Regions from separate parts of the Homo sapiens genome. Here regions 1 and 3 are each linked to region 2. Evidence: chromatin contacts called from ENCODE Hi-C data. All regions are on one chromosome and are shown on one strand. Each heading gives the region's core, a stretch centred on a gene start or an enhancer-like site at or near the end of the contact. The rest is flanking DNA. Distances are from core to core; before and after follow the strand shown. Region 1 has its middle 380 kb from the start of CCDC91. Region 2 has its middle 280 kb from the start of FAR2. Region 3 holds the start of FAR2-AS1 (FAR2 antisense RNA 1).

Region 1 (2,752 bases), core at 121-2,620, 300 kb after region 2:
ATATACAGTAGTAACCCCTTACCTGTCATCTCATTCCTGTGGTTTCAGTTACCTGTGGTCAACCGTGGTCTGAAAATATTAAATGGAAAATTCCGACATAAACAATTCATACGTTTTAAACTGTGTGCCCTCCCTCCCCATCTTACCCAGGAGGTTAATCCTCTCTTTGTCCAGCGTCTTCATGCTATCTACCCTCCCTGCCTGTGATTTACTTAGTAGATTTCTTGGTTAACAGATCTGTTGTCATGATAGCAGAGTGCTTGTGTTCAAGGGACCCTTATGTTACTTCATAAAGGTCCTAACCACAAGAGTAGTGATGCAAGGCAATTTGGATATACCAAAAAGAAACCATAGTCTTCTTTACATGAAAAGGAGGAGGTTCTCAACTTAATAAGAAAAAAAGAATTGTATGCTGAAGTTGCTAAAACCTACAGTAAAAACAGACCTATCTGTTAAATTGTGGAGAGGAAAAAAAAAATGTGTGCTAGTTTTGCTGTTGCCCTTTAAACTGCAAAATTATGGCCACAGTGCATGACAAGCGCTTAGTTAGGATGGAAAAGGTATTAAATTTGTGGGTGGATGTGAACAGAACTGTGTTTGATTGGGTTCCTACAATCCATGATTTCAGGCACCCACTAGCAGTGTTGGACCATATCCCTCTTGGATAAGAGGGGACTATTGTACCCACAAAGCAGAGTTTAAAATTACTGTCTGGCAAAGTTACTTTCTAACTAAGATATTTCACTGACAACTAGAAAAATTTCAAATTAACCTGTGGGCTGGTCCCACTGTAAGTGGGTAAATGAATAACATTTTACAATAGGTGTTTCCTGGGCTTTCTCTATCAAAAATGCAGTAGTCAAACCAGGTAGAACAAGACTCAATTATAGGAGAAAGCTCACAGGGACTATAATAGATGAAACAGGAATATGACTCATACAATATGAGAGTGTCAAGGGATCTCAGTGGTAGCTCAGAAAACACTGTTGAGAAAGATATGGCCCTGTTTAGGCCATCAGTTTGGATAGTGACAGAGCCAAAACTGAAGCCTAAGCACTCAGGGCTTCTGGTCCAGTGAGCCTGGTAGGTACTTTCTCACATCAGAGGAATTTATTATTGTGAAAAGTAAATACTTCCTGTGATAAATCATTAATATACTTCTAAAATTTTTTTTATCAAAAAGGATGAGCTTTCAGATAATGAAACAAATTCTAGGCATATAAATGATAACATCCAACTGTTTGTTGTATAACCACATTCCTAAGGAATTTGCAGAGTGACAAATGACTTCACACAAACATTTGTTTCTGGCTGTACACTTTCTTAGCGGCTTTGGAGGAAATGTTGATTCAAGAATGCAAAAGAGACTGATGATCTGAATTGGCTGGGAATGAGAAAAATCTTATTTAAATGACTGGATCAGAGAATAAGGCAAATGTTTATGCAACACCCCTTCCAATCTGAGTGAAACAATATGGGCCGCCTATATCCAGGAAATGCTCCCTTGGAATGGGGAGCTGCTCTGCTTGCCTCTGGACACACTTGCAAGGAAGTGAAAGCAGCCGTCAGGCCTTCCTGATCAGCAATTAAAGTGGGTGGGAAATTAGCAAATTAATGTACCCGTCATCTCACACAGTTGGCAGGTGAGGGCTTTGGAAGCAGATCTAGGTGAAAAATGCACTGCACAAGGTGTCAGAGGACCTGGGTTCCAGTCCTAGGTCTGTCACCATTGTTCCAATTGTGTCACCGTGGGCAAGTTACTTAACCTCTCCGGTTGGGCTTCAGTTTCCTTCTCTGTAAACTGAGAGCATTGGACTACATCTTCTCCAGCTCTTCTGTTTTCCAAGGATTCCTATTCAAATGCCTACAACAATCATTCTCAACATAAGGGAATTTTGTGCCCCCCAGCCAAAGGACATTTGGAAATGTCACACTGATTGTCACAACAGAGGAGAAGGTGCTACTGGCATCTGCTGAGCACAGGCTAGGGATACTGCTAGACATCCCAAAATCCACAGGACAGCCTCTCCACAACAAAGAATTATCCAGCCCAAAATGTCAACAGTATGGAAGTTTGAAAACACTAACTGAAGGGACAATATAATGATGAGCCCATTTCAGCCAATCATAAATCTTTTGGCTTTTTAAGAGAACTTGAAATTTTGGATTTTTATGTAAATATCCCAAATTTAAAGTATAGCAACATGTCAATTTTTTAAATAAAACACGCTAGGGGCCAAACAAAACAGGGCTTCAGGACAAATCCTGTCTGCAGGCTGTCAGTTTGTGGAATCTTATTTAGCCACATACCGTCCAAGTAATTAATGTAATTTCGCTGAAAGCATGGATTCCTCCATCTGCATCTGGTTATCTGAGCTAGAGCTAAGCGGGTCAAGGTTAATCCACATTGTGCTCACGCACATGTGTGCAATGTAGTGGAAAAAACACTAAATGAAACAACCAGAGATGTTACTGCTTACCATCTGTGTAATCCTGGATTAGAAGCCATTAAATTCTCTGAATAACAGGGTCTCCATTTTTAAGGAGGTTCCCTATCAATATCGTCACTGTCTACTTCTCCAGTTTGTCACAGCATAATAGTATCTTGGAGCAGGAAGAGGCTTTAGAAATCACCCAGTATGCAATTATACCCAGAGAAGTGGTGTGACTTTGCCTACAAGCCCATGGTCAGTTAATAGAAGACCTGGGCTTGAAAGCAAGGTGTCTTGACTCCGTGTCCCAAGTTCTCTGA
Region 2 (2,817 bases), core at 288-2,787:
GATACCATACTTTACCACATTACTCACCATTACTTTACCGCACCCAAGTTGCTTTTGCTCACATTGTTCTCTTTCTGCCAGGAATATTATTTCCTTCCTACTCTTCAAAGCCCAGATCAGATATGACCCTTTGTGAACCAACCACCCAGGAACCCCTACATGAAACAAATCTTCCCCTAAACAATGTGCCTGTCCATTCTTTCTTTCTATCATCTACCTATCTATATCTATCTCTATTATCTATCTAATATCTATCTATCATCTCTATAGCTCACACTGTGTTGCAGGTGGTTGTTTACCTATCTGTTTCTCCATCTGGAATGTGAAGTTTCTGAGGGCAAATTCATGTGGCATTTACCTTTATATCCCAGAACCTAGTACAATTGCTGCCATATACACACTCCTCTGGACAAGGAAGTGGTCACTATCAAGAAATCATATCAGGATTGCTTAAAGAGTTTATATTCCAAAAGATACCATGATATTTTGGGGCCAATAGGATTTTTAGGTCTAGCTATTCATCCAAGGAGTAAGAAACATACTTCTCATTGAACTCCGTAGGCAACATATTGGTACGTGTGAGCTGAGTGATTCCTGGCTGAGGCAGCTTCCTCACTTTAAGGGGTTGCATTTTTTATAGGATAGCAAAGGGAGCGGAAATTGAACAGTTAAAGTTATTAGAAACCCGGAGAAGAGAGGTACTGAAGATACCCACAACATGCCCTGGATAGACAGCGCATGCATGTCTGGAGTCAATGAGAATTGCCATCCCTGGTAGAGAGGGTCTGAGCCTCCATCTGGGTCATAAAACCAGCAGAGTAGATTTTTCTTGCAGGCCAATCATAATGCTTAAGAAATGATTCCCCACTGACTTCTTTCACCACCAGGTAGTTTTAGGAGATGAGAGTGGGGTGGGAAAGGGAGGATTTCAAGAATCAGAATTCTTATAACAAGGAAGAATTTCCACATCAAAACCTGGATTTGTAGATCTGTTTTATGCCAAGTGTGAAAAGGCACGAAATAGCTAGGCATGAGCTATTCCCCAAAGACTTGTCCTTTACTAGAAAGAACTTTATAAATGTTAATAGGTACTAGACTAGCTGGAAGCAGATTTGCTCTGGGCCCAAAAACGTAAAATAATCATCACTTTGTTTGTCTGATTCTAAACGGACTTAGTATTGATTTGCATTATAAGAATTCCAAATTCCCACCACTCTGGGAAAGTCATCCAAACCCACTACTTTTCATTCCTGGTAGTTTTCTGCACATGAAACTTCCTTTTCAATTTTGTACCAAGTCTGGAGAAGAATACACATGAGAGAAAGTCTGACCATTGCATCTGCTCTCTTTCCATGGTTCCAGCCCAAACACTTGAGAATGGGTTCCATTTCAACTGGTTTCAAGGGTGTGGCTCAAGTTCAGTCTGTGTACAAAGGAAGGAGTTCAAATTAGTCATAGACCCTAAGAAAGCCTGAGAACAAAAAGTAGGTATAGTATGTACCAGAGGGTTTGCCTCTATTACATGGGACTTAGAAACACACATTATCACTGCATTTCCTGTCATAAAAATATAAGTTCAGAATTTTAGAGTGAAAGAGACTTTAGAAATTATCTCCCTTACTTTACAGTTAAGGATAGACCATACAGTGAGTCAGCAGTGCTGAGGCCAGACACTTCATCTTCTAACTTCCTCAGCACACCTCTTCCTCTCTACTGCAAACTCTCTCCATTACAGAACATTTAATTTTTTTTTTTTTTTTTTTGACAGAGTCTTGCTCTGTCACCCAGGCTGGAGTGCAATGGCGCAATCTCAGCTCACTGCAACCTCCGCTACCCAGGTTCAAGCTATTCTTCTGCCTCAGCCTCCTGAGTAGCTAGGATTACAGGTGCGTGCCACCACACCTTACTAATTTTTGTATTTTTAGTAGAGATGGGGTTTCACCATGTTGGCCAGGCTGGTCTCAAACTCCTGACCTCAGATGATCCATCGGCCTCAGCTTCCCAAAGTGCTGGGATTACAGGCATGAGCCACTGCGCCTGGCCAGAACATTTTAACTTTTAGATCTTTTCATGCATAATATAAACTTAATGCATGTAGCAAGCCTATTTATTCATTTATGAATTTAATACATATTAATTGCCTACTATGTGCCAACATTGTTCTGGCTGCTTTGGAATATTTTAGTGAGCAAAATACACTAACATCCCTATACTTGCAGAGTTTATATATTCTAGTGGGATAGTTAAGACATACATACTCATGCCCATTTGACAGATCAAAAAATGAAGACTCATAAAAAAGTAGCTTGGAAAACAAGTTAACTAATAACAGATTTGGCACTGTGATTTAGAATTATTGCCCCAGACCTGGCCTGGAATGAATACACAAATTCATGGTTCTATCTTGAAATATATTCAGAGCCTCAGGAGGTAGAAAATTCTGTTCACACACAGTCCTTATTTAAGTCGGGCACAAGTCAGTCTAAGGACTGAAGCTGTGTGAGGAGGAAGAGCCACAAGGCTTTTATTTAAAGAATGCAGATTTATTAGGTTTGCTTCTAAGTCTGCATGTCACTTCACTTTCTTGGTGATTGCTGTGGGTTGAATTATCTTTCCCAAAGATACGTTGAAGTGCCCAGTAGTTCAGAATGTGACCTTATGTGGAAACAGGGTCTTTATATGGGTAATCAAGTTAAAATGAGAGCATTAGGGTGGGCCTAATCCAATATGACTGGTGTCTTTATAAAAAGGAGAAATTTGGACATGGAGACAGATATATATAGAGGGAAGATAATGTGAAAATGCAGAGAGAATGCC
Region 3 (3,033 bases), core at 361-2,860, 450 kb before region 2:
TAAATGTCCAATAAATGAATGAAAGTCCAGCCCCTCCAGCAATCATGAATGCAAATCAAAAAAACAAAAAGATGTCATTCCTTATGAGTTTGACAATTCAGAAGTTGATTTTTACAAAGTATTCTTACCCCCATTAAGAGGGTAAGACATACTGTTTTGTACCCCTTGGCCGGGCGCGGTGGCTCATGCCTGTAATCCCAGCACTTTGGGAGGCCGAGGCGGGTGACTTGCTTGAGGTCAGGAGTTCGAGACCAGCCTGGTCAAGATCGTGAAACCCCATCTCTGCTAAAAATACAAAAATTAGCCAGGCACAGTGGCGGGCGCCTGTAATCCCAGCTACTCGAGAGGCTGAGGCAGGAGAATCGCTTGAACCCAGGAGGCAGAGGTTGCAGTGCGCTGAGATCTCGCCACTGCACTCTAGCCTAGGTGACAAAGCAAGACTCCATCTCAAAAAAAAAAGAAAAAAGAAAAAGAAAAAAAAAAGACTTTTGTACCCTTCATACACTGTTGTGGTAGTGCCAATTGACAGTCTCTTCCTTAGGGAGGGTCACCTGGCACTAGTCACAAACTCCACATACTCTTCAATCCAGCAGTCTCCCTCCTCAGCATCCTCTCCTGACACAGGCACATTCTACAAAGAGGCATGCACACTGATATTCATTGCCCTATTTGCAGTAGAAAAAAAAGACAACACCGGGCAGAATGACTTAGATTTTCATGGAAAATTAGTGGAAAAAGTTGTAAAATATGTACAATTGATTTATATACACACATACCCCCCTACTGCAAAGCAAACTATGTACGTCCATATATGGATGTAAAAGCATAGGAGAGTATACACAAGCACACCTGGAGCAGGAAAGGGTCTAGAAGGATTTCAGCTTTTTCTGCCATAAAGATTATTGCTAAAATACATACCACACAACAAACCAACCCATTTCCCACAAATATTACTGTTTGACTTCTCACAAGATACATATAGATTTTTATTGTGTCTCTTCCTTCTGTGTTTCTCTTTTTTCCTAACTGAACTTTGTTCTTTATGCAGGCCCTCTTCCAATCCTGATATATTTTAAAACCTTTAGCATTTCTGCCTACAATATTTGGGTTTTCTTCTTTTCCTGTCTTTATTTAATAAGCCCCATACAAATATTTTCCCCATAATCACAATGTTTCCTTTTCACCTTGCTCAAGAACTGAGTTATGAGCTCCAAATGAGGTCTTTAAAAATTTAGATAAACTCTACATTGGCTAAGTTTTAGTCATTTGCACTGCTAATAAAGATGACAAACACGCTGAAGAAGACTTCCTCCCTTATAAAGGGGCTAGCACAGAAGGCAATACTGTTCATACTTCTGATTCTTGATCACGAGAATTGCCTTAGGCAATTATAACAATGACTCCTCTGACACATAATATTATTCAAGCGAGACAGATAAAGGCGTATGTCCTGTGTCACACAGCTAGGTGGTGACAGCTGCCTTAGCATCAGCACACTGTGTTCCCTCTAATTTCTTCACTCATCTCTAGGTGGCAGTAAATCTGGTTCCGAATACTGACTTTGAGACTCGGCTTTCTCCACATCCTTCCTGTCACTTCCTTTGAGACTAATTCAGATTCTTTCCTTAGCTTCTATTTCCCCATTTGTAAAATTGGGATGATGAGGACATCTTCCTTGGGTAGCTGTGACAATGAAAATGGGATCATCATGCATCAGCCTTAGCCCCACGAGTGCCACAGTAAACTCTCAGTAAGTGAGGTTGTCATCATTATTGTATATTTAAGATTATCTACCTATTCAGAAAACCCTAGTGACAGAGTCTCAATTGCTTTTCTTTTCGCATGAATGATTACTTGCTGAATTCATCAACCTCTTTAACATTTACCTTCCTTTATTGTGCTGGAACATTTTTAATGTCTTTTGTGGCTTCTCACTATGACTGCTTTGTTCAAAACTTATACAGGTCGAGTATCCTTTATGTGAAATACTTGGGCCAGAAGTGTTTTGGGTTTTGATTGTTTTCAGATTTTGGAATATTTGCATATATGTAATGAGCTATCTTGGGGATGGGACCCATGTCTAAACACAAAATTCATTTCTGTTTCATACACACTTAGCCATATACACAGAGCCTGAAGGTAATCTTACATAATATTTTAAATAATTTTATGTATGAAACAGTTTTGAATGTCTTTTGACTGTGACCCATCACATGAGGTAAGGTATGTGGAATTTTCCACTTGTGGCATCATGTCAGCACTCAAAACGTTTTGGATTTTGGAGAATTTCAGATTTTGGATTTTCAGATTAGGTGTGTTCAATCTGTATATATGGGTAAGATTCAGTTGTCTCCTTTAATCCTCGGCTGAAGGAAGCACTAAAGATTTTGGGGCCTTAATCTCCCATGCAGTGACACTCTCAAAGCCATTGACTCAGCTTCTCACCTGGGCTTCCTTCCAGTGAGCCGCAGATAGCAGTCATAGATAATGGCAGGGGCCCGGTGGCTGACCGCATTCCAGTACTGTGATGTGAAGCTGTTGCTGGTAAAATTAGCATTTGGCCTCCTGAAAGGTCTCTCAAATGGGATTTTTTCAAAGGTTGCCAAGACTTGGACTCCTGGGGAAAAAAGAAAGTAAGTGCTAGAGGAGAAAAGGAGAATATAAGTCCATCATAGTGGAAAGCATTTGTAATGGGTCAAAACAATAAAGACGAAGGATTTGCTGTGTAGAGTCAAGAATCAATTTCTGAGAACAATATAAAGATTTTTGTGCTGGGCAAATGGTTATCTGCAAACTGAAACAGTGTGAATGGGTTAATAATTGGATTCTTTAGTTGAAGCATTTACTGTAAAACAAACTATTGGGGAAACACTTGTCAATACAAGGAGGTACTGTTCAGAAAAACATGAATCTGCCTTTAATTCTAAGGTCATCCAGTCTATTCTGAAAGCCCCAAGACAGAGGCGAGAGACCTTATTTCCCTGGCTGGACCATTACTTTCAGAACCATTTAGAAAGTTTCTTAACATTTTAT

Evidence for each region. Hi-C counts contacts between places; a loop is a spot of excess contacts on that map. Pooled maps may share reads with other maps.
Region 1: a map of Calu3 shows a loop between it and region 2 (8-fold over the local background). The contact joins two enhancer-like sites. A Hi-C loop is called at or near these places in 3 of 168 maps with a recorded cell type or tissue (Calu3, IMR-90 and mammary epithelial cell) and 3 of 50 pooled maps.
Region 3: a loop to region 2 is called in a pooled map, with 6 times the contacts of the local background. The contact joins the promoter of FAR2-AS1 here to the enhancer-like site in region 2. A Hi-C loop is called at or near these places in 5 of 37 single-sample maps with no recorded cell type and 8 of 50 pooled maps.

What each region holds. Positions count from the first base shown.
Region 1 is chr12:28,568,534-28,571,285 of GRCh38, reverse strand. No RefSeq gene overlaps it. Among named protein-coding and RNA genes, the nearest start is that of CCDC91, 380 kb to the right of the region's middle. Within about 2 kb of position 1,370, at least 7 of the 41 ENCODE cell types and tissues checked have a DNase peak (open chromatin) inside an H3K27ac peak, as active enhancers do.
Region 2 is chr12:28,869,916-28,872,732 of GRCh38, reverse strand. No RefSeq gene overlaps it. Among named protein-coding and RNA genes, the nearest start is that of FAR2, 280 kb to the left of the region's middle. Within about 2 kb of position 1,537, at least 2 of the 41 ENCODE cell types and tissues checked have a DNase peak (open chromatin) inside an H3K27ac peak, as active enhancers do.
Region 3 is chr12:29,316,425-29,319,457 of GRCh38, reverse strand. FAR2-AS1 (FAR2 antisense RNA 1) reads left to right here and starts at 1,610. Exons shown (of 7, transcript NR_103860.1): 1 at 1,610-1,750. FAR2 (fatty acyl-CoA reductase 2) reads right to left here. Exons shown (of 12, transcript NM_001271783.2): 9 at 2,446-2,617.